Regions from separate parts of the Mus musculus genome. Here region 2 is linked to region 1. The links are chromatin loops, found by intact Hi-C in ENCODE. Cell type or tissue: left cerebral cortex. All regions are shown on one strand.

The links. Hi-C counts contacts between places; a loop is a spot of excess contacts. Peaks named below come from ENCODE experiments on the same cell type or tissue, not always from the same donor. Only the 100,000 strongest peaks of a DNase experiment are listed, where the experiment ranks them.
Region 2: a loop joins it to region 1, with 15 times the contacts of the local background. A loop is called at or near these places in 11 of 42 quality-filtered maps.

The regions. Positions count from the first base shown.
Region 1 is chrX:7,317,179-7,319,678 of GRCm38, reverse strand. Clcn5 (chloride channel, voltage-sensitive 5) reads left to right here and starts at 321. Exons shown (of 14, transcript NM_001243762.1): 1 at 321-573. In left cerebral cortex, no CTCF peak of the experiment used is centred here; DNase peaks (open chromatin) are centred at 348, 702, 1,186 and 1,485; H3K4me3 peaks cover 1,348 bases; H3K27ac peaks cover 821 bases.
Region 2 is chrX:7,186,310-7,188,809 of GRCm38, reverse strand. It overlaps Clcn5 (chloride channel, voltage-sensitive 5), which reads left to right. Exons shown (of 14, transcript NM_001243762.1): 4 at 2,475-2,500. Among named protein-coding and RNA genes, the nearest start is that of Mir500, 50 kb to the left of the region's middle. In left cerebral cortex, no CTCF peak of the experiment used is centred here; DNase peaks (open chromatin) are centred at 215, 1,008 and 1,523; H3K4me3 peaks cover 1,581 bases; H3K27ac peaks cover 450 bases.

The DNA of each region.
Region 1 (2,500 bases):
GTATATTAGCCAGAACAATGCCTGGCATAAGGGAGGCTTAAATTTGTGGTCTGATGTCCGCTGTGGGCAAGATACTCAGGATAAACAGTTTGTTCTAAAGACAAAAGCAAAACCAAGGTAGGCAATCTGCAAACAATGAAACCGAAGGGAGCATTGCTTTTTTTTTCCCCCAAATGCAACTGACACGCCCCGCATTTGGGTTGGATCCGCCCAGTCCTCATTAAATATGGCTGCAAGCCCGACTACCCTATTGCGGTTGCGCATGCCGAAGCTCCTCCCAGCTGCTGCTTCTCGGTGGCGCTTTCCCCCCTGGCCGGCCCGAGGTGCCTGGAGCGGGCCCTCCGTGGCGCGCATGCGCAGACGCCGTCTTGGCAGAGCTAATACTCCAAGGCGCCTGTCACATGAGCCTCGCTCCCGCTCCGCTCCCCCTCCTCCCGGCTGGGCTGTGTGAATGAAGCTCTGCCGGCTACGTGGGGCGCTAGCTCTACTCGCCGTGTGGAACGCCAGAGCCGACTGAGCGCGCTGCCCACCGCCGGTGGACACGGGCTCCGCCGCGCCGGACCTCGGTGACAGGTAAAGGCAAATGGGCTTCCCTTCCCCAACAGGTCCTTCCCGGCTCACCGGCCGCCGGCCCACCCGAGGAGCCCCCCGGTACGGCGAGCAGGGAAGAACGCTCGCCTGCCACCGCGGTCCCCGGAGCTGGCGTTCCCTCTGCCCGGCCGCCACTGAAGGAGGTGGTGGACAGCCTGGTTCCTGCCAGAGCGGGGCGGCATCTCCTCGGCAGCCCAGCCCTGTTCTGGGGAGCAGGGTCCCCAGGCTGCCGATCGAAGTTTCCTTGCCAAGCGGCGCCAAGCCCACCCAGCTTTGAAAGCGGGGAGCTTGGCTGCCCGCGTCGCTTCTCCAGAGGACAGGGCTGGGGCGGCGTTCGCTGGGAAAGCGCAGCCGAGGCCAGGTTCGGCTTGCTCCTGCTTTGGACCCGCCACAGGTTTCTAGGGCTTCTTAGCGAAGTGCAGTCCAGACGGTCTGGGCGAAGAAGTTGGTGTGCGTTTTCGCCCTTTGCCGCCCAATGCGCTTAAGCTGCTGCTTCCAGAGGTTGGAGCCCCGCGCTCCAGCTCCTTTCCAAGTAATGGAAAGAAAGCTTTAGCTTTAGCTTAACTTTGACGTGCTTTTTACCTTTATGAACGTTTCAGAACAAATCAGTTGACTGAAGTTGGACGGGTGGCCCTGTGATAACGTCAGTGGAAGCTGCGCCGAGTAAATGAGGGGAAAGCCAGAAGGTGAAGCATTAAAAACCAGTGAGACTCCCCTTTACACATACTTCATAAATGTATTAGTAATTTCCCGGGTTGAATTTCAGAGCTGTTAAATTTCCCCTTGTTCCACGACGTGCTGATCAGTAAGTACTTCTTAACAGTAAAATAGGAGGGGGATGGGGAGTCGACTTAAACTGAGCCATGTTCCAGGTAAACTCATTGGAGCACTTTTCCCTGGTGAATTCATCCTTAGAGTTTAAGCTCTCTTTTTCTTGGATTTCAGGAGCCTCTCCTCATCCAAAGCCCAGTCTTTGTTGGAGTTTTGAGGACTGGCGCACACACGAACCCTTTTTGTTCTTTAAAGAAAAAGAGGTCATTAAAGAGGGCCAACACTATTCTCCAACTAGTATTAGCCTTAAGCGTTTGGGCTTTAGCTTTCCCACTTCAGAGTTGCACACGTTGGTTATGTAAAAATCAATGGAAGTAGGAATTCACCTCAGGACAAAAAGGTGAGGGCCTTTCTGGAAAAAAATACAAATTAGCTTTTATGCCCAATGAGGGAAATAAATTATTAAAAAACTTGTTTAAATGTACTGGGTGCTTAATATATGAAACTTCCAAACCAAACTAAGACACCCCCTCCCAAACTGGTAATCACACCCGTTAATTTTTCCTTTGCTTTCTAACTCCTGTCATATAACTGGAAACTATTGTTTTGAGACTGAATTTAAAAATTCCAAATTGATCAATACCGTTGTGTGTGTGTGTGTGTGTATGTGTGTGTGTGTGTGTGTGTGTGTGTGCGCGCACGCATGCTCATGGGTGGGAGCTTAGCTTTATATAGTCACTTCTTTCTTCCCATCTTTACTGGAATTCTTGGGATTGAAGTCAGCCTTGAGCGCCAAGCTCTTTTTAACTGAGGAGCCTTCTCAACAGCTTTGGGTTTGAAAATGCATCTCTGGGAGTTAGCTAACTTACTTTGATTGTATTAATATTAATATTCTAGTTTTATGTTTTTCTTTGTCCTTGACTCATTCCCTCATTATACAAACAATAGAATATGTTCACGATAGGAATTTTGCAAAACGAGGAAAGTATAAAATAAAGTGGAACGGAAGAGCCAGTCCCCCCCTCCCCAAACTGGTATCATCGCTTCTTACTTTTTATTACGCTCCCTTTTTTGTCTGTAAGGTTTATTTTAATACTTTATTCACAGAGTCTTCTGTGTTTTCTACTGAGGTGTTCAT
Region 2 (2,500 bases), 130 kb after region 1:
GGCTTCTGTGCTAGGTTAAAAAATCTTCCTTTCTCCAAGGCCGGTCCAAGGGTCTGGTCATGTGATCTCATCGGTGACATCATACTCTGACCAACCGGGAGCACTGGTGGCTCTTTAGGTGGCGTTTGTTGCTGTTAAAAGCCGAGAAAGCAGCAAGTGCCCTTCTAAAGCTCCCCAGAGCGGGCGTCCTGTAAAAGCACCTCAACCTAAATGAGCAAATGCGGGCTGCCAAGGTTGTTTCTTCCTTGAGGCAGAAAAAAAGAAAACTGTGAACGAAGGTAAGCAGACTGAGCCAGCCCAGGCTGAAGCATGCTCCGGGAGCAGGGGATCTGGAGAATTGCAAGCAGTCTGTAGTAGGATTCTAATCACTGCCTGCCCGCGCGTTACGGCCTGATAATTGCCTCTCTAGCAGGAGACAGACGACAAAGGAGGATGCCGTGGTGCTCATGTTACCTATGATGTAATAGGATTCTCTTTTTCCTGCCAGGACGCTGTTGCAGAGCTTCATTTTGCCTCAAAGCTGGGGGTGGTGGAGGAGCTCGTTTGGTATATATTGTAACCTTAGATAGCTATCTGATGCTTCTTAAAATCTTTCACAGAATCCTGTCCCCCCACCCCCAACCCCTTTCCGGAAAGGAGAACTCTGAAACTAGAAATTCAATGGAAGCATTAACCTGCTTTGAAGGAGTCAGTTTCTGGTTGTTTGCTGTCCTGCGTTCATGTCAGCATTTTAAGTTGAGGATGGAAACAGCTTCATTCAGCTCTCTCCTTCCCACACACATTCTTCTCTTTCTGCCCCTTTTTTCCCTCCAAGCTCTTGAGCGTAGCAGCTTGCTTCTTTATCAGCATGCCACGGACAGGGTAGGCTGGGCTGGGTGGTGATTCAGCAGACATCCATTTTACAGCCAGGTAGAAGTGAAGATAGGAAAAGGACTTTGGTTTGAGGTTTTAAGATTAACTTGCTCACCTCCTCCAAGCCACTCCAGTGACTCACCCACCCGCAGATGATTAGGACTTGCTGAGTTTTTCCTTTCAAACCTCCGAATTGCTTGTAAAAAGTGTGCTGAATTAGGCAGTCAGCAGACTTCCAGTTGGTAAAACAGGTTCCATTTATGTTGTTCATTTAAACTTCTGCCATGAATGTGCCGCTAGCTGCGTTGGGCAGGGAGGTGACAGAGAAAGAGTCAGCTGAGGCCAACTTGGGCCTTTGCTGAAGAGAGGTTGATTAGCGAATAGTCTGGAGGAAGCCTTTGTCCCTGCCAGATTGGTGTAGCAAATGAGAGATTTGGCTGTGTGGGTTGAATGATGGAATTACTCTGCAGTCTCCCTGAGTGCATTTATATAGATTCCTCAATGCTGTTTTTTACATTTCTAGTTTACTAGCAAAATATTGTTCCATCAGATGATGTTGCCAAAATATTTTAACAAGTTTATAAGCAATACTTACCATGTGTCAGTACAACTGCTTAGTTTTAAATATTCCCTCATCCTTGCCATTTGTTGAATGCATTTTGGATCATCTGATGTTTACTATCACATATGTGCTAAGGCAGTGTGGGGAGCAAGAGATGGTGACGCATTTTTATAACACCAGTTACTCAGGAGGCTGAGATAGGGCAATCACTAGTTGTAGCTATGTCTGGGTAATGTAGTGAGATTTGACTCAAAGGGGAAAGGAAGACATTGTAGGAAGGCTATGATAAATTCAATAGAGAGAAACTAATGAAGATCTGCTAGTCTAGAAAAGGAAGATGAAACATATCCACACCTAAGTAGCTGTAATAAAAAAAAACTAAATACCAAGCAGACTAAAAACCATGCTTAGTGAGTGAGCGAACTCGGATGTTGCTTAGTTCAAGGATCAAGGAAGGACAGTTCATTGCTAAGCCAAGCATTGTTGTCTAAATCTCTACTTGTAAATATTTAACTTTCGGACATACTGTGAAAAAGTCTCTACCAGCCCATTATATTGGAGATCAAAGCATTCTATCTACTGAAGGAAAATTTGTACATTCCAATCAGCTTAACTCTTGAAGAGGCCAGCATTCTTTCTTTCAAGTCTCCAACTGGGTAAAAAACTACCTCATAGGATTAAGTTACTGCCCTACGAACTATAAGATGGTTCTTGATGTGATACATTTGCAAAGCCTTAGAGCCTTTCATCTCCTTTCCATAAACTGAAATACCTAAACTGCTCCAAGCTCCTTCCTGTCTTCTGTTCTGTAGATACTTTTCCCACTACACACCAGCTTCTGTCATTTCTTTCTTTATACTATTACTGTCCTGGGTCCCTGTCCATTCATAGTGTCCTTAGTTTCTCCTTATTTGAGCCTCGATCACAGAAACCTGTGAATGTGATGGATATCTCAGTAGGTGATCGCATTGCACCATAACCGTAATCATCAGATAGTTTACGGGGACATTAAAAATGTTGGCTGTCCAGTGTACTAATATCTGTTTGCTCTTCAATACAGGGAACAAGTCATACAATGGTGGTGGA